Linked DNA regions of Homo sapiens: region 2 is linked to region 1. A link is an interaction called in ENCODE POLR2A ChIA-PET data of the cell type or tissue named here. Cell type or tissue: OCI-LY7. All regions are shown on one strand. Each heading gives the region's core, and the rest is flanking DNA. Links, peaks and the distances in the headings are about the cores only. Region 1 overlaps IUR1 (imatinib upregulated ABL suppressing lncRNA 1). Region 2 overlaps FCHSD2 (FCH and double SH3 domains 2).

The links. ChIA-PET counts read pairs that join two places held together with the same protein. Peaks named below come from ENCODE experiments on the same cell type or tissue, not always from the same donor. Only the 100,000 strongest peaks of a DNase experiment are listed, where the experiment ranks them.
Region 2: POLR2A ChIA-PET joins it to region 1 with 5 read pairs; 2 of 35 experiments call an interaction of 5 or more read pairs at or near these places.

What each region holds. Positions count from the first base shown.
Region 1 is chr11:73,156,198-73,166,314 of GRCh38, reverse strand. It overlaps IUR1 (imatinib upregulated ABL suppressing lncRNA 1), which reads left to right. Exons shown (of 4, transcript XR_950294.3): 2 at 1,545-1,608; 3 at 3,644-3,775; 4 at 8,302-10,117. Among named protein-coding and RNA genes, the nearest start is that of FCHSD2, 19 kb to the right of the region's middle. RefSeq lists enhancers at 8,469-8,648, 8,799-8,938, 8,949-8,998, 9,489-9,578. In OCI-LY7, for the core only: no CTCF peak of the experiment used is centred there; a DNase peak (open chromatin) is centred at 3,824.
Region 2 is chr11:73,003,874-73,013,990 of GRCh38, reverse strand. The region is part of intron 4 of FCHSD2 (FCH and double SH3 domains 2); the gene reads left to right. Among named protein-coding and RNA genes, the nearest start is that of FCHSD2, 130 kb to the left of the region's middle. In OCI-LY7, for the core only: no CTCF peak of the experiment used is centred there; a DNase peak (open chromatin) is centred at 3,810.

The DNA.
Region 1 (10,117 bases), core at 2,767-5,266:
TGTATTGTAGATTCCTGTCTAGAGATGGAGTAGTGTTTTACATCAAACAGTCCACAGCAACTCTCTCTCCTCTCAAGCAACCCCAGGCTCCTCTCCTCACCAGTGAACCCCACCTCCACCTTTCCTGCCCTCTCCCCACACTACTTTTTTTATAGCACAATTAGCTCTGGGGTTCTCTTCCTTACCCGTGATATATAAGGCTGTGATCTAGCATAGGAAAGGCCATCACCCTGACCCTGAACAAGACTTCGTTCTCAGCAAACCAAAAACCTGCAACCTACCTAGGTATATTTTCCTTAGAAGGCATGGAGGAAATTGTAAATTTTCTTGTGATTATGGTAGTATCATTATATAATTTCAGATCTGAATTTTTGTTATATATGAGAAAAATGACTTGATTTTTAAATCATTGTACATTACATAGATGTCAAATTACAATATAAAATGATTTTTATATTGTAAAAATTATAAAATATACAACATAAAAATTATAAATATACAATATAAAATATATAATTTTATATTGTAAAATTTTGTATATTGTATGTATTTATAATTATAATATCAAATAATTTTTTAAATTATGTACCCAGAAGGAAAAATATTAATTTGAAGTCATATTTTTTCCAGCTTTACTGAGGTATAATTGAGAAATAAAATGTATATATAATCAAGGTGTACAATGTGATATTTTTACATAGGTATACATTGTGAAATGCTTACCACAATCAAGCTAATTAACATATTCATCACTTTACAGAATTACCTACATTTTCTGAAACATATTTTTTTCCTGTCGTGTGTTATAATTCTTCAGAACCAAATATATACCACACTGCTAAATCACCCCTTAACTGGAGATCAGTTTATGCAAATTACCCAGAGTCCTTTTAACACATTATTTTTCTGCTTAAATTGGTCATTTTTTGCTGTCACTTGCTCCCACAACCCTACAGATGCAGTGGATCCCTCCTGTCCCTTGCCCTAGCTCAGCTTCTGCTTTCTCATAGCCTGCACTGACTCAGGCAGCTACCCACTCCCTCTTTTCTGAGTCTTCCTGCCTCATCTCCTGTTTCCAACAGCTTAGCTTCCTCCTCAGATCTCAGGTTCAAATTCCTCAGAGGAATGAATGGCTGGCCCAACTTAATCCCTGTCTTCCAGTTTGGGCCCCAAGCTTTTTGGGTTGAACCAGCTCTGAAATCTCCAGCAAGTCCATAGCTTAGCTGCTCTGAGGCGTTCAGCTGTAGATAAGGGAGGTGGAGGGTTGTGGAACAGGGTGAGGGGAGAGCCCTTGAGCAAAATGGCTGTCATGACAAACACTCTGGAGCTTAGTCCATTCAGAACTGGGGGTGACTGTCCCCTTGCCACATTACACTTAGAATGTGGGCTCCCATTCCAAATCCCAAACCAGGAGAAAGCCCTGGATTGAGTGGTACCTTCCTGACCAGAGAAGAGAGACTGGAACAACAAGGGAACATCACTCACAGGGACAGGGGAGGGAGAGAAGGGGCCACAGAGGACATAATCTCCACCTTTGCCTGCAGACAAGGTCTCCAAGCACAGAAGCTGAGCTATTCCGGGTGGCCTGGAAGGAAGTATCAGAACCAGGTATGGATGTTACAAGGAGGGCAGACTCCATTTCAGCTTTTAAAATATTTTTCTCACAGTCAGAGCTGCTCCATAACAGACCAGGCAACCTTTGAAGGTAATGAGCTGTGTATTTTGGCAAGGTTGTAATGGACAGAATTCCTATAAGGTTGCAGTGGGTTGAACTTTGAGGTCTTTGAGGTCTCTTGCAGCCCTGAGCTTTGCTATTTGGAATACTTAGTTGAATAAATGAAGAGTGAATAGCTACTTATTATTTGCTGGTTGAATGAAGGTTGATTTGTTAGAGAAAGTGAATGAATGAATGAAATTAGTAGTCCTAATAAATACAGAATGCTTGACTGAATGAAGACTGGTTCATTCATTGATTAGTTGAATGAAGGTTGATTGGTTGGTTGCAAGAAAGAATTCATAAATGTAGGTCATAGATGAGCAGGCTGCTTAAATGAAGGTTTGGTGGCTGATAGGATTCAGTTCCTTGGCACTTGCTATCTTCTCTTATCTTGCCCTTTATCCTGCTTTTCTTTCTTTTCCTTCCAAGTGTAGTCAAGAACTGTTTTCATTTGTGTGCTGGGTGTGCAAAACATTGCAGACTAAAGACTCCTTTTGCATAAACAAGATTGGTTGCCCAGGCACATGCTTATGGTGACTGGTCTAACCTGCTTCTGAACTAATGGGTGATCTGAATTTAGCATCTTGGCCTAGGGAGTGGAACTGAAGGTCACAACTGGAGCTGGGCCTCACGTAGGCTCCCTCATGTGTAGGCAGAAAATGCTGTCTTCTCTGTGGGTGAGCAAAGGTTGCCTATTTGCAAGAAACTATATCCCAAACATTCTTTCAAAGTGCCTAAAATTCCACCAGTAGAATTACACCTTCTTTGCACAACAGAGCTGAAAGGCTGTTGAAGCAGCACATTCCAGCAACCTTTTGCTCAGATTGTTGTGCCTTTGGAGTAACTGTGATCCTTGGTGAAATGTGAATGGAGTCAGGGAAGGGATGCATGTGAAGCCCTTAGTGGCTGGATTAACCAACTGTTGTCACCAGCTCCTTCGGTCAATTTGGTCTATTAGCTGAGCTCAGTGCTCCTAATGGGGAACAGAGGAACCTGGACCCAGGCTGGATAAGCTTTGTAGGGACAGTGAACAGGAAATAGCCTGAGTACTTGAGTACTATCATGGGCTGTAGACATAGGCAAGGGGCCATGGTGGAATCCTGAAGATGAGGAGCGGCTCTTGAAGGGGACCCACGAAGGAAACCTAAGTAAGGAAAGAGGCCCAGAGACTTTCCCTCCCATTCCCCAGGGTTGTCTTGAGCTGGCTTGGGTGCAAAAAGGAATAATATACTTTCCTGGTCCCCCTCATCCTGCCCCACCTCTGGAACTAGAGAACCAAATAACTTGAGAACTGCATGTAACTTGTGTGGTCCCTCCACCAGCTTAAGGTAAAAACTATGGCCAAATTTTTTCCCCATTAATTGCTTGAGCTCCACAAGATTTTATCAGCAGGAAGTTCAATCTGGCCCTCTGGAGGCCTTCCCCCATGTCACAGGAGTGCTCAAAACCCACAGGGACTACACTAGCTCCTTTCCAACAAAGGCACTCTTGAGTCCCAGTCTTGCTCCATCTTACTGTTCAGAGTCCCAGCAGCTGTGAACACATGACCCCCAAATCCAAGCTTTCATTCACACTCCTGAGCTCCAGCAAGTTTCACCAGGAGGAAGGTCCAGAGGGGCTTCTAGGTCCTCAGCCCCAGAGTTAAGCCTGGCCACCAGTCCAAGGCTCCTTCCTACACCACTGGGGGCTCAGGGGTTCTTTCCTTCCAACAAGTGGGGCTCACTGGGGATGGTCATCTTAGCAGCCAGATAACTTTGAACCTCACAAGGAAAGTGACTGGACCTTCTTCCATTTGTGCCCTGGGGCTCCTTTGTCAACGTCTCACTCCTCCCAAATATGTTGCCTTTTTCTTCAGCTCTGCATCCCATTTGATGTTAGGAGAGGCAGCCTTTGTTGGGCCACAAAAGGTCCTGTTTTGTCTCCCAGGTGCTACTTACATCTGATAAACTCAAGTGGTGGACAGAACAGAGAGGGCCTCCTCCAAGGTGACTTGCTAAGTCCTCCCCTAACGACGAAATAGAGAAGCTTCCTGCCCCTGTTACACATGGCCTCCTCCCGGTAAGTATCCCAGAAAGGAAGTGACTTCAGTGACCATTAGTCAGGGACTTTTATACTATGCCACTGGGTTCCTCAGAAAAGACCTCTGTGTGGGGCAAGTCAGGGAGAGGGAGACCAAGAGAAAGTGCCCTCTACACACGAGCACCCCCTCAATACACATACACGCATGCACGCACACGCACGTGCATAGTTATCAGCCCCATGCGACCTTACCTGCCCTTCTTGCCTCCAGTTAACCACTATCAACTCCTCACCAAAGCCTTCATGCAGTCTTTGGGTAACTTTTCCTCTGATTAAAGAACCCTGCAGCTAAAATACGGTTTTTGTTTTGTTTTGTTTTGCTTTGTTTTTTATTTAGAGACAGGGTCTTGCTCTGTCATCCAGGCTGGAGTGTAGTGGTGTAATCATAGCTTACTACAGCTTTGAACTTCTGGGCTCAAGTGATCCTCAGCCTCCCAAGAAGCTGGAACTACAAATGTGCACCACTGTGCCTGGCTAATTTTTTCTTAAATTATTTTGTTGTTGTTGTTGTATAGACAGGAGTCTGCTTAGGCTGGTCTCGAACTCCTGAGCTAAAGCAATCCTCTGCCTTGGACTCCCAAAGCATTGGGATTACAGGCACGAACCACTGCACCTGGTCAAATATGTTTTTTGAAAAAAAATCTCCAGGCCAACCACAATGAGATACCACTTCACACCCATTATGATGGATATAACTTTTTGTTAAAAGGAAAATTACAAGTGTTTGCAAGGATGTAGGAAAATTGGAACCCTAGTGCACTGCTCATAGAAATGTAAAATGGTGTAACCACTGTGGAAAACAGTTTGTTGGTTCCTTTAGAAGTGAAACATTGAGCTACCAAGTTGATCCAGCAATTTCCCTTCTAGGTCTATATCCCCCAAAATGGAAAGCAGAGACTTAAGCAGATACTTATATACCAATGTTCACAGCAGGATTATTCTCAATAGCCAAAAAGTGGAAATAACCCAATTGTCCATCAACAGATGAATGGCTAAACAAAATGTATACCCATAAGGTGAAATATTATTCAACTTTTAAAAAGGAATGCAGTACTGACACATGTACAACATGGATGAATCCTGAAAACATTATGAAAGAAGCCAGATACACACAAAAAACAAGTATTGTATGATCCCACTTATATGAGGTACCTAGAAAAGGCAAATTCATAGACCAAAAGCAGAATAAGAGGATTATCAGGGGTAGGAGGAAGGGGAATGGGGAGTTAATGTTTAATAATTACAGAGTTTCTGTTTGGGATGATGAAAAGCTTTGGAAATGGGCTGGGCGCAGTGGCTTACACCTGTAATCCCACCACTTTGGGAGGCTGAGGAGGGCAGATCACCTGAAGTCAGGAGTTCAAGACCAGCTTGACCAACATGGTGAAACCCATCTCTACAAAAATACAAAAAAATTAGAGGGGCATGATGGCGGGTGCCTGTAATTCCAGCTACTCAGGAGGCTGAGGCAGAAGAATTGCTTGAACCTGGGAGGCGGAGGTTGCAGTGAGCCATCATGCCATTGCACTCCAGCCTGTGCAACTGAGCAAGACTCCGTCTCAAAAAAAAAAGCTTTGGAAATGGATAGTGGAGCACAACATTGTGTATGTACTTAATGACACTGCATTGTACATCATTGTACATCTAAAATAGTTAAAATTGTAATTTTTATATTCCGCGTATATTTTTATCACATACACACAATGCCCATGCCACCTTTCTCTGCCTCAAGCAGAGGCAAAGCTTTCCATGGAGCTTTCTCCCTCCTTGGCCGAGCAGTTAGATGGGACGAGAGACACGGGAGCACCCAGCCAGCACCTGCACACAGGAGCAGTCTCTTCCACTTCATCTGCCTACAGACTGTCCTGACCAGACGAGCCCTTAGTGTTTACAGAGTCCACCTCTTCATCGTACAGACGGGAGTGTGATATGCCCAAAGTCATATACTTTGGTGACTCACTGCCCCATGCTCTCTCTCTCCTGGGCTGGTATGCTGGGAACAGACAACTTTGGGGCTAGGCAGGGTTTCTCTGGGAGGTGATGACATATGACCTCTGGCCTCTGAAGGCTCCTCAACTGGGCTAGGGTGGGGACCAGGATACTGAGAGCTAGGATGGTCTCACACCCAGATGAAGACATAGCCACCTCCACCTAGATGTGATGGGGACACCCCACCTACTCCCCAAGCATTTCCTTAGTCCCATTCCTCCCTCCCATCCTGCCCTGTCCTCCCATGTGACATCACTCCTCTGGCCTGTGTCCCCACAAGACTCCGTAGGGTAGAGAACGACAAGATAGGACAAACTGATAGGCCTGGATGTAGGGTGCCCAGATTAGTTTATCTGTTCAGCAAACTGTCCTTTGCAGGAAAAGCCTGCCCCCGGTGCTGCTGAGCATCGACTTGGAGGGCAGGCATGTCTGAGCCCTGAGGTCAGGAGAAAACTTCCTACTACTCCAGGTGCTTTTCCAGGTCTAGAATTTCTTGGCCAAGGGACAGAGCTTCAAATCATTTCCCAGCAAAGCGAGAAAGATGTCATGTCCACAATGTCTGAATTAACAAAGGCAGCTGGGAGCCAGGAGGGAGAGATCAACAGAAAACAGTTAAGATGGATCAGTGCAGGGACAGAGGATAGTACAGATGGCAGGTTGGATAAAGGTCCTGAGCCTGCCTGGAATGGGGGATCTGGGAGAGCTTCCTGACAGAGGGAACTCCTAATCTGAATTCTAGGTAATCTATAGGAGTTAGGCAGGCCCAAAGGATGGGAGCTGAGGAAGGTCTAGTCAGTGGGGTTGTTCTGGCATTGACTGGGGGCCCTGTTCCCTGAGACCCCAGTGTGAGCTGGAATGGGGGAGGGGGTTATAGGAGAAGGTTGCTCTAGGTTCCTGGCAGCGCTATGGGGTAGGAGGGTGGATGGCTGACAGTGAATCTTAGAGGAGAATCCCACACAGGTGAGGGGTGGGTTCCCTGATCCCCCACTATCCTGGGAGGAGCCCTCCTGGCCTGGGGAGGTAGGTCTCAGCTGACAGCCTGGCTGGGTGTAAGTACTCTCTTTGGCCTGGTGGCTTTCTTCCTGATGACCTTCAATCCCACTCAGGCCACCCCCTTTACATCTGCCTGACACCCGCCCTCCTGGAGGCTCTACTTTTCAACCCAGGAGCCCCCGGCAGCACTGGGCCTCAGTGGGGATGGTGTGGGGGTGTGGGGTGGGCAGGGGTGGCTGTGAGAGGGCAGCTCAATCACAATTTGGAATCCTGGCATGTGAGAGCCCAAAGGGACCATAGGGATAGTCTAACTCAAACTTCCCATTTTACAAATGAATACACTGAGATCTAGAACAAGACACAGATAGGGAATTGTCTGTGGCTATTCAGTGAGTTAGAAGCAGAGACAAAATTAGAACCCAGGCCTCTGATCCCAACTGAGATCCTTCTTTCTCTACCCAGGATCTTACAGGAAGGAAATAAGCATTTTAGCTAGAGCAATGAGTCTCAAACTTGATTAAGTCAGCTTGAGACACTGCATTGATGTTAAATGTGGTTCCCTTAGATTCTTTGGAACTAGTCTGCTGATAAATCCGGATATGGACACTGACGCTTAGAGCAGCCTCTTTCATAAGATGCTGTGCATTCCAGTCAAGCCAGAATATTTTCATATGAATGTGTTTAGATTATCATTAAAGTGAACGTACAAAACTTAAAAAATTCAGGTAGCATATCTGCAGACATCCATGAATAAGGCTGGAAACTCATGAAACTGAAGAGCCCAGTTTGAGAAATCCTGGGCTGAAAGGCCAGTCAATCCTGGGGAGTGAGTGGGACAGATCGGGTTTAAGCTACAGTGTCAATTGTGATGGGGCCCAGTGTGGGGCTGGACTCCTGCCCTCTGCCCACTCCATGCCCTAGCCCTCTTCCTCTGATAGGCAGGCCTGGGAGCGTCCTTCCTGTGGTTTCAACCATCTGGGAATCTGCAGGTCGCGGATAGCTCAGAGCCGACCTGGGCTGGACCTGCCCCTCTGGACCTTGAGTCTTTATCTGTAATATGATAGTGTGGATTTGCCTGGAGGGATTGGAAGGGATAGGATGGGGAGAAGGAGACAGGGACAGAGCTGTCAGTGCAAACTGGGCATTTTTTTCTGGTAGTTGATAAGTCAGCAGCTGAAAAGATAATCTTACCTTGTATTCCACTTCTGAGATGTTATCTTTCAGAAATCACGCTAAAGGAAAAGGCATGGCTCTAGAAAGGACTGATAATCACAACTTAGTTATACCCAGAGCTGGTCCCCTAGCTGGGCAGCTTACATTTTTGTTCATAGATAATCAGCTGGCCCTTGTGGCAATCCTGGGAGATGGGGACCCTCTGAGCTCCCTCAGGCCCATACTTCTTCTTCTTCCAAAGTGATCTCAAGGTGTTATCACTGTCTGTGTTCCCATCTTCCCACCACCCCCCCCAACCCAACAGATCTGAGCCCCTCCAGGGTTGCCTCCTTTCTATTCTGTATCCTTAGGGCCCAGCAGCTCACCTGGACCACGGAAAGCACAGAAAGAACTGGCTGAATGAATCAAGAGATCAAGTGTTCTCCCTGAGGCCCTGTAACAGCTCTGCAGCTGACTGCCCAGAAGGAAGCAGAAGTGAGTGACAAGTTGGGGGAACCAGAGCTTGCACACCATAGGCCTGAACACTAGCCTCTGGGGAAAGGCAAGTCCAGCTGACCTTGGTGAAGTTAGGACCCGGGCCGAGGCCACCTCTTCTGGTTCACCCTCTGCTGGCCTCCCAGCTTCTTTGGCTCAGCAACACCCAGGATTCCAGGCATGTTTGCCTCTGGCCTTCTAAAAATACCCAGGCCACCCAGCACCTCCCAGATGTCTGAGCGCTGAGTCTGTGATTTCCCTGCCGGTAATGGGACAGCCCCGGGGTGGGCAGGCGGGGGTGGCTCGAGCAGCTCAAGCCACTTCCTCTGCCTCCCATCCCCTAGCCTACCAGAAGCTGGACCCAGCCCTGCCTCCCAATCCTTGCAAGGCAAAGGAGGGTAGAGGCTAGCAGACCTCAGAGATTGTTGACTCCAGTCTCTTCTTGGGACAGATGGGAGATCTGAAGTCTAAGGATTGCTCATGGCACTTGTGCCATTAAGGTCCTCCTCACCCCACTCCCCAGCACTGTGTTCATGCCTGCTGCTGTCTCACTTCCCACATGCTACTTGGAGTCTAGGTCTTGGAGCCCAACCTGACTTCCTCCATGCAGCTGAAAGCTCCTGACAGCAGTGAAGGGGAGGATCCCTGTGGTCTCCATGGTGCCTGGAAGAGTGTCCAATCCAGAGCACACCATCAGTAAACGTAGATTGGATTGAACAATGTAGTGGCAGCTGGGGCAATGGGTGGAGCACTGGGCTGGAGGACAAAGCCTCTGAATTCTATCTAGCCCAGGGTCAGCCACTGTGATACTATGCATCCTCATCAATTGCCCTGGACAAACCTGTTTCTCCTGGGCTGGATAGGATGGTGTCTAAGGACTGAGCCAGCTCTGCTGATATGAAGCTGCAAGCTGATGCCCTGCTGGATATTCCTGTCCCTTCTCTGCTCTACTGTATGTCTGGGAGAGATGGCACAACCTGTAGGTTCCATCAGCTCCAGGTTCTCAGCTTCTGCTCCTCCCTCCGTGCTTCTGAACATTCCACCTCTGGTCCTAGCCCCTGAGGCCCAGCTCTTCCAATAGTGCCACTTCCACCTCTGCTGCTGGGTACACAGGGGTGAATGCATACCTACCTCGCTCACTAATCATGTGACCTTGGGTAAGGCATTGCCCTTTTCTGGGCTTCAGTTTTATCATATCTAAAAGGGAATAATAAGGCCTACCTTAAAGGAGTGCTATGAGGATGTAGGAGATTCCATAGCTCAGATGTCAGGTTATATATCACCTCCTGCAGAAAGTCTCCCCTGTCCTCCCAAGGATGGCTCAGATAGCATTTGTTGCTGGCTCTTCAGTTCTGACCTTCCCATGTTCACACTATGTGGTCATTGGCTCTCTATGCATCCATCCCCCACCAAGCTGTGGGCTCCTCAAGGCCAGGAGTCTCCAGGACCCAGTACAGGACCTTTACAGATGAAGTGCCTGGGAACGTTTTTTGACAGACACAGTGGGTGAGTAAAGCCTGAGAGAAAGGCAAGGGGTTGTGCAGAAGTCTGGGAGTCTGAGTAAGAAGTGGCCTGACTGACAGGGCAAGTTCTGGTGGTATGAATATTGACAGCTGCTTGGAGCCCTTCCCCCATTTCCCTGCTTGGTAAATTCATCCTTCAAGATCCCAGGAGAGCATCTCCTTCCCTGAG
Region 2 (10,117 bases), core at 2,573-5,072, 150 kb after region 1:
CAGTGTTGCTGGTATAAGGAAATCAGCCTAAGAAGAAGATTGCTTGCAGTAAAGAAGGATCCAACTTATAGATAGTTAGGCTGGGCATGGTGGCTCATGCCTGCAATCCCAGTGCTTTAGGAGGCTAAGATGGGAGGATTGCTTGAGGCCAGGAGTTATATTCCAAGTTTATTTAAAATTCAGGATTCAGGTTACCAAAGAAATAAGGATTAAAAAGCTATGCTCCTAGGCTAGCTTATAAACCCTAATTTAAAAAAGTATTGCAAGCCAAGATATACAAAATATTTACTATGTGGCAGACACTGTGCTAAGAACTCATTTCCCATGATTATCAGAACAGCTCTGTGAGGTAGATATAATAATTCTCATTTTATACTATAGGAAACCAGGTCTCAGGTTATATGTCTTACTCAAGGTCAGATAGCTATTTAAACACACATTTATTCTTTCTTTCTTATTCATAGGATACATATGAAATACCTACTACATGTCAGCGGTTAAAGTAGACCTTAGGATTAGAGAGGCTAGAAGATATGTTGTCTGTCCTTTGTAAGCATACAGGAGATAGCCACTATAAATAGTTGCAGAATTGGGTAGTAGGAGAGGGGCACTGGAGCCATAGAAGAAAACCTGGGCTTGTAGAGCCAGGTCTTAAAGAATGTGCAGGAGTTTTCCAGGCAGACAGTTTGGTAAAAGAAATTCTAAGTGAAAATAACCCCTTCCAGGCATGGAGCATGAGAAAATGTGACTGTTAGGTAACAGTTCAGTAGGGTTGCTGTGAAGTATGTGGGTTAGAGGTTAACTGGAGTGGTGGAGATTAAGGATACATCATAGGTAGGCATCATAAAAGGACTTTACATATCACAGTATAGAGTTTGCTTTTTTATTCAGAACGTAATGGAGGTGTTGAAATGTTTCCATGAGAGGAATCATATTATCATCTTTACTTTAATGATAGTGTAAAGGTGGATTCGAGGGGTGTGAGGAAGACTTCAGAAAGGATAGAATGGCAGGAATTTAATTCCTCATCATCTCATATTTGAACCAAGGAAATTGTAGCAGAAATCAAGTTGTAGGGAAGATTTCAGAGATATTTAGAAGACTTAAGCCAGAGGACTTGCAAATGATTTGGCAGAGTTTTGTTTTTTGTGTTTGTCAAATTTGTTCTGAGACAAATTACATATATAAACAGTTTTCTTCATATTTAAAATAGCTCTTGCAACATTGAAAGCACTTGATAAATATTTACTGACTGAATGAATGAAGCAGGGGGAGAGAGATGAAGAATTATACAATGACTCCCAGGTGTTTTCATTTAGGCAACTGAGAGGATGGTGGTGCTATTGTGAAAAAGACAATAGAAAGATCAGGATTGAGGCTGAGAACAATTGCCAGTGTTTTTGTTTATTTGGAGCTTATTTTAGTTTTGTTATTTAAAATTTTCCATTTAACTTTTTCGTATTTATATTTGCATTGGTAGTTTTAAATTCTTATCCAAGTAATACATGTTTTTTATCAAGTAGGTAAACAGTACAGGAGTATAAAGAATATCATTTCCCAAGCATCTTCCATTCACATTTCTGCTCCCCTAGGGTAATTGCTATTACAAGTGTGTGGTCTTTTCTTTCACATTTTTTTCTGTGTGATTCACACATGGGCATACATAGTTTTGTTGTTTCTAACAGAACTGCAATTATTATATACATGCAGTCTGTAACACCCTTGCTCCCCGCCCACACACTTAAGGAGTCTATTTTAGAAATCCCTTCATGTCAGTATGTTCTGGTCCCTCATTCTTTTTAATGCCTGCTTTAGTGCCATAGTATTGATGAACTATACTTTTGTTATCCACATCCCTATTTGTAGTTATTTAGTTTATTAGTATTTCAAATAATGCAGTGAATAAGTTCTGTATGAACATAAGTATATTTTTGTACACTGAAAGTGTATCTGTAGGGTAAATTCTTAGAGGGAGAAATGCTGGATCAAAGGGTTTATATATTTAAAATGTTGATATTGGAGGGAGGGTCTTCAAGGTGGCTGACTAGGGGCACTTCGTACCTCCTCCACTAAGAAGAACCAAACTAGTGAGTGAATAATCACATGTTGACTAGATCATCCAAGAGAACACTGGAATTCAACAGAAAAGTGACAGGAAATACCTAAAGTTAAAAAGGAAAGGGAAACAAGGTAGCCTGTTCAGGTGGGATTAGTCAGGAGCCAAGAGAGACCCCCATTGGTCCACATTCCCACTGTAGACTTCTGTAGTGCTGGCCATGGAAGAGCCCTTCAACCTTCCTGGGCCTTGAAACTAAGATAGGGAGCTGCCAGGAGATTGTGTGATGGCACTACACCAAGAAGGGAGCTCATGCTGGGTCCCACACACGCTCTGAGAACTAAGCAACTGCAGCAAGGCACTATTTTAGAGCCCTGCCCCCAACAGACTGTGCACTGTCCTGGGGTCCAGCATCACTAGGGCTAAACCACAAGAGAAGTGTGAGCTGCTGCCCTTGGGGCCAAGCTGTGGGTTAACACTGTTAGGTTAGCAGTGTAAGTGCTGCTGGGGAGCGAGTGGTGCTGGGGCAAGTATTCCCCACCTGCTAGCCTAGGTGGTGCACATGTTCCCCACCTGCTAGCCTAGGCTTCCAGCTCAGAAGGTAGCCCTCCCTTTTCCAGTGGCAGGGCAGCAGTGCAGCCACTACTGCCTCCCACCTGAGCATTCTGCCAGTGGCCTAGGGATCAGCCTGCCCCTGCCTACCATGGCTGGCACCTGCACATATTGTTGAGAGCCTGAGGGCAAGCCACCCCAGCCTGACTTCATATCCCTACTCCATGCCAGAGCACACAGGCTAGGGTCCAGGAGATTGCCCAGCACATTCTACCACCATTGGCACCTGAATACTCCTCTAGGGGGCCTGAGGTTGGTTCTACCCACCCCTGCCACTACAATCACAGCTGACACCTACCTGCACATGGCACCTGCAGGCTTGGAGACTGAGCTGCCCACCCCCTCACAGCCACCACCAACACCAGCATACACTGCTCAAGACCCAGAAGATTATCCCATCACTGCCACTGCTGTTTTATGCCAGCTGCCCAGAGGCCCAAGAATCTGCCCACCCACCCAGCTCACTGCTGCCACTACCAGCATCTGAGTAAGCCACCTGAAGGCCAAGAATTGGCCCACCTGGACTACTAGTGCCAACTCACCACTGCCTCTACTGGGGCTCAAAGACTGGCCTACCTGGTGCCCCAGTCCTCAGCAAAACTTTACCACAGGCCCCACTAATAACTGCACCTGAAACCACTGAATAAATTACAAACACCACTGACACTGTTCATAGCCAAAGAAATCGTACAGATACCGTACCACTGCAAGCACCCAGAATCAAGGCCAAAGGGCCCTACCAAACAACACCATAGATCTATCTTCAGGAAAACATTCCCTACAGAAGCAAATTCAAAAAACTGGAAGAAGTGACTATCACATCAGATGTGCAGTTATCAATGTAGGAAACATGAAAAAGCAAGGAAATATAACTCCAAAGGAATAACATAATTCTCTAGTAACAGATCCCAATAAAAAACAAATTTACAAAATCCTGGAAAAAGAATTCAAAATGTTGATATTAAAGAAGCTCAATGAGATACAAGAAAATTCTGAAAAACAGTACAGAGAAATCAGAAAAACAATTCAGGATATGAATGAGAAATTTACCAAAGAGAGATATAAAAAAGAACCAAACAGAAATTCTGTAATGGAAGAATTCATTGAATGAAATACAAAATACATTTGAAAGCTTCAACAATAGACTAGATCAAGCAAAAGAGAAGATCTCAAAACTTGAAGACAGGTCCTATGAAATAACCCAAGCAGTCAAAAAGAAGAAAAATAAGAAAGAATTAACAAAGCCTTTGTGATATATGGGACAACATAAAGTGACCAAATACACATATTATTGGTTTCCCAGATGGCAAAGAGGGAAGGGAAGGTTAGAAAAATCTATTTGATGAAATAATAGACAAAAACTTCCCAAGTCTAACGAGATTTAGACATCCAGATACTGGAGGCTCTGAGACCCCCCCAGGCAGATGAAATGCAAAAAGGCATTCTCCATGGTACATTATAGTCAAACTATCTAACATCAAAGACAAAGAGAGAATTCAAAAAACAGCAAGAAAAAAAGCATGCAGTAACCTGTCAAGGAACTGCTATGAGACTACTAGCAGATTTCTCAGCAGAAACCTTTACAGGCCAAGAGAGAATGGTATGATATATTCAAAGTACTGAAAGAAAAAAAAAACTACCAACCAAGGGTACTGTATTCAGCAAAATTATCCTTCATAAATGAAGGAGAAGTAAATTCTTTCCCAGACAAGCAAAAGGTTAGGGAATTCATCACTACTAGACTGGCCCTAAAATATTAATATTGGAAGTTGTTCCCCATAAACTGTATAAATATATTTAATTTTTTCTAGTATGACTTTGTTTTTTGAGACACTTCTCACTCCATCACCCAGGCTGGAGTGTGGTGGCATGATCTTGGCTCACTGCAACCTCCACCTCCCAGGTTCAAGTGATTCTCATGCCTCAGCCTCCCGAGCAACTGGGATTACAGGTGTACGCCACCACACCTGGCTAATTTTTGTATTTTTAGTAGAGATGGAGTTTCACCATGTTGGCCAGGCTGGTCTCAAACTCTTTGATCTCAAGTGATCAGCCCACCTCAGCCTCCCAAACTGCTGGGATTACAGGCGTGAGCCACCACACCCAGCCTGTAGTATGATTTTAAATTGTCCCTTTGTTTTTATTTTTTACCAACAGTGCATGTAATCAGTCTTTTAAATTGTTTGCCTATCTGATGATACATGCAGCATTTAATGTCATTAAAACCTCAATTTGCATTAGACTTTTGTAACACTACTTTCTCTTGGACCTTTTTTTTTTTTAAATTTGAGAACAGGTTTTCATTCCTTTCTATGTAAATGCTTCTCAAAAATCCCTCAGCTCTCTAATGACTTTTAAGTAAGCTTATTTATATTCTTGTCTTTAAATCTTGACTATGAACTGGTAATAATAATATATTTTTATTAACTTTTCAACTTGGGAAACAAAAAGCTGCCTCTAATTTTACCTTCTTTGTAGATCTCTTCATATCTGAAATGTTAAGTAGCTGCTTGTTTGCATGTGATTTCTTTCACAATTCCATCTGCTATAATGACACAAACTATATCTTTATATCTTTGTAAAACAGGCCTACTGTCACTCCCCTGCTTGAAAATCTTCTATTGTTTTTCCTTGCCGATGGGATAAATTTAAATTTCTTTTCATGATATTCAAAACCATGAAGAAACCTGGCACCAAATTATCTCTCTACTTACCTCTGGCCATTTCTGCTTTCATCCTTGGTTTTCCAACCTTTGGGCACCTCAGTTGCAGTTGTGTTTCAGTTCTTATCAACACCTCCACTGGACTGAAAGCAGTCTTTTTCCTTGTCTTTATTTCTGTTACCCAGGCTTAGGATATTCTCCCTTTCTACTACCAATAACAACCATGTATGAACATTTATTAAAACACCATTCTTCTTGTTACTAGTTATTATATAAATTATTCTTAGGTTATGAACTTAATCACATTTTCTTTTCTTTGTTTTGAGACAGTCTCGGTCTGTCGCCCAGGCTGGAGTGCAGTGGTACAGTCTTGGCCCACTGCAATGTCTGCCTCCTGGGTTCAAGCAATTCTTGTGCCTCAGCCTCCTGAGTAGCTGGGATTACAGGTGTGCATCACCATGCCCTGCTAATTTTTGTATTTTTAGTAGAGATGGGGTTTTACTATGTTGGCCAGGCTGGTCGCAAACTCCTGGCCTCAAGTGATCTGCCTGCCTCAGCCTCTCAAAGTGCTACAGGCGTGAGGCACTGCAGCCAGCCCTTAATCACATTGTCCTGAGTTGTCTTGAGATGTGATGCCAGTAGAAAGGTGTATTTCTAAGCCTAGGGAAGACCTGTGGTTTTGTTTGTTATATCTTAAACACTTTTTACTTTGAGATAATTGTAGCCACACATAGTCGTCAGAAATAATAAATACAAAGAGTGCTCTTACATTCCCCACCCAGTTCTCCCAGTGGTAATATCTTGCATAACTGTAGTACAATATCACAACCAAGAAATTGATACTGATACAGTCATCCAACTTAATTCAGAATTCGTTAGTTTTATACACATTCATTTGTGTGTATGTGTGTGCATATTGAGTTCTGTGCAGTTTTACCACATTTGTAGCTTTGTGTGACCTCTTCCACACTTAAGATCTTGTTAAGAATTTCTTGATTTCTTTCTTTTCTTTTCCTTTCTCTTTTTCCCCCCTTTTTTCTTTCTTCTTTCCTTTCTTTCAAAACAGGGTCTCACTTTTGCACCCAAGCTGGAGTGAAGTGGCTCACTGTAGCCTCAAACTCTTGGATCCAAGTGATCCTTCCACATCACCTCCTGCATAGCCACCACTACCACCATGCTTGGCTAATTTTAAAATTTTTTTTGTAGAGATGAGGTTTTGTTATATTGCCCAGGCTGATCTCAAACTCCTGGCCTCAAGCAATCCTTCTGCCTCAGCCTCCCAAAATGCTGGGATTACATGCGTGAGCCACTGTGCCCAGCCTTGATTTATTTCTTAATGAGAAATTTCTTCTGGTAAAGTTTTCTAGGTTTTCCTAGATATCTTATATGATATTCATAAAAGAAATCGTTCACAGCATGAACTTAGGTGGTATATGGATGAATGGTTTTGTATTTTACTAGTTATAACCTAATTATTATGGCAAGTATTTTTCAGTTAGAATAGTGATATAAAATCGTAAGATACATATATTTTAGTTTAAAAGGTTAGTCCTTTTAACAAAAATGATAAGAAAATAATGGTACAGAAGATAGGAGACAAAAATAGTAGATGATGTGTACAAAGGACTTAGGATACATAAGTCTTGGTATAAACTATATCAGAATGAAGAGGCCCTTTTTAATGTTCAGCATTGTTACTGAGACTAAGAACAATCTTGTGTCAGCAAAAGACAGAGGTTTGGGAGCCAGACACATTTGGTTTCAAATCTAGGCTCCATCATTCCTTCCTCTCCTCCTCCAGTAAATATGTATTGAGTGCCTGCTATGCCATACCCTGTGCCGAACATACAACAGTGAATGAAACAGAGCTTCTGCTGCATGGAGCCTACATTCTAATGAGGGAAGACAAACAGTAAACAAGTGAATAATTAAACATATATGCCAATTGGCGGTAAGAGCAGTAAGCATAGTAGGGAGAATACAGAGGGCCAAGAAGTGATTGCGCAGCAATTGCTGTAATGTGCAGAGCACAGGTGTTGGGGGACAAGGCAGAAGCAGAGAGGGCAGGTAGGAGACTGTTGCAGTAATCTAGGCATAAGGTGAGGGTGGCTCAAAGCGGGGTAGTCACAGTGGAGGAGACTGGCAGTAATTAAATTCCATGGTATTTTTTAAGTCTAGCAAACAGGATTTCTTGATGGAGCAGATATGATAGACAAATGAGGAATCAATGATGATTCCAGGGCTTTGGGTTTGAGCCAACTACTAGAAGGTTTGAGTTGCTGTCAGTGAGATGGAATAGATAGATTGCCAGAACAGATTTTAGGGAAATCAAGAATTTAGTTTTGTACATGTTAGGTGTAAAGGTGCCTACTAAATATCCAAGTTGGATATGTTGAACAGGCAGTTAGGGTTTAGGGAAGGTGTCTGGGCAGGAATTAAAAATTCAGGAATTGGGCTGAGAGTAGTGGTTCATGTATGTAATCCCAGAACTTTAGGAGGCTAAGGCAGGAGGATGGCTCAAAGCCAGGAGTTCAAGATGCAGATTAAGCAACAAAGTGAGATACTATTTTTATTTAAAAAAAAAAATAGCCACATGCAGTGGCTCATGCCTGTAGGCCCAGTTACTTGGGAGGCTGAGGCGGGAGGACCACTTGAGTCCAGGGGTTCGAGGCTGTAGTAAGCTGTGATCATGCCATGCACTCCAGCCTGAGCAACAGAACAAGACCCTGCCTCTTTAAAAAAAAAAAAAAAAAAAAAGTTTAGGAATAGTCAGGATATTGATACTCTTTAAAGCCATGAGACCGGATGGCTTTAAAACCATCTGTAGAATGAGATCATCTAAAGAGTGAATGTAGGCCTGGTGCAGTGGCTCACACCTGAAATTCTAGCACTTTGGAGGCTGAGGTAGGAGGATTGCTTGAGCCCAGGCGTTTGAGGCTACAGTCAGCTATGACTGTGCCACTGCACTACCACCTGAGTGGCAGAGCAAGACCTTATCTCAAAAAAGAAATAATAAAAATAAAATAAAAATTTAAAAACAATTTTCAACAGAGTGAATGTAGTTAGAGAAGAGAAGAAGCCTGGGGTCTGACTTGAGGGCACTCCAGTATTTATGGGACAGTGAGATGAAGCGGAACCGGCAAAGGAGACTAAAGAATGGCTGGTGAGGTGGGAGTAGACCAAGGGAGAGTGATGTCCTGGAAGCCAAGTGAAGAAAACATTTCAAGAAGGATAAACTAGGTCAGTGTTGCTGATAGGTCGAGTAATAGAATCAAGACTTGAACTATTTGGACTAGCCATAGGAAGATCTTTGATGACTTTGGCAAGCAATTTCAGAAGAGTGGTAGACACTAAAGTCTGATTTGGATAGAATTGAGAGACCCAGATGAGAGAAAGTAGAAACAGTAATTTTAGACAATTCTTTCAAGGAGTTTTTCTATAAAAGAGAGCAGACATTAGGGTGGCAGCTGGTGAGAAATGGAGGTTTGATGGAGATTTTTCAAATGGAGATATTATAGCATGTTTGCTCATAAGAATGCTCCAGTAGAGATGGAAAAACTGACATTGTAGATTTTTGAATTGATATTCTTGAGTGAGAGGTTGTGTAACATAGTGTAAATGTGAGGAGTTGGCCTTCAGAGCACAGGTAGTTCGTGCAAGTAATAGGAGGATTGGCATAATGTATGGGTGCAGAGACAAGGAGTTTGGCAAATGTGGTGGGAACATGTGGACATTGCCTTCTGATAGTGCCACTGTTGGCTGAAAGTGTGGTCGTATTAGAGGTTTGAGAAGAGAGAACTTGGGAAATAATTGTGTAGAAGGGTGGGTGAAGAATGGATTAAGGAAATGTAGTACCCTTGCTGGGTAGCACTAAGGGGTTACTAGCATTTATTTGACATCAATTTAAAATGCTACCAGGCAACGTAATTATCTTTTTCTCCAGCCACATTCTGCCATATACTTTGATGTGATGTAAACAGTTTTAGATTTAACCAAGGTAGGAGCTTGTAGGTTATAAAGGTGGAAAGAGAAAGAGGCAAGGGTAAAAAGGGCATACATAAGGGAGTGATTATAAGGATAGACCATGAAACCTAAGCTGGGTAATGAACTGAAAAGGGAGATTATGAGAGGGGCAAGAGACAATGGAAAGGGGGTAGGACCAAATGGATTGTGGGTTCTTATAGGACTGAGTAACTGTTAGAGTCAGAATTCTAAAGGGTTTGAGTAGAATCAGGAGGTGTTAGTCAGAAATCAGAAGATTGAACTTGGGATGGGAGCAAAGCAGTAGTTATTAGTAATGGCAGAATCTAGGTTATGACCATGGAGGTGCTATTTCCTGGTGAGTAGCCTTAGAAAAATTTCACAACCTTCTGAGCCTCAATTTTCTCCTCTGTAAAATGGGAATAATACCTATCTTACAGAATTACGATGAGGATTAAATGATATGATAAATGTAAAATACATAACGTAGTACTTACCATGTGATATGTAGAATGGCAAAGTACCGTATATGCTTGATATCCTTTTTTTTTTTTTTTTTTTTTTTTTTTGGAGTTGGAGTCTTACTCTCTTGCCCAGGCCGGAGTGCAGTGGCACTATCTCGGCTCACTGCAACCTCCGCCTTCCAGTTCAAGCGAGTCTCCTGCCTCAGTCTCCTGAGTAGCTGGTGGGGTTACAGGTGCCAGCCACAACGCCTGGCTAATTTTTGTATTTTCAGTAGAGACGGGATTTCACCGTGTTGGCCAGGCTGGTCACGAACTCCTGACCTCAGGCAGTCTGCCCACCT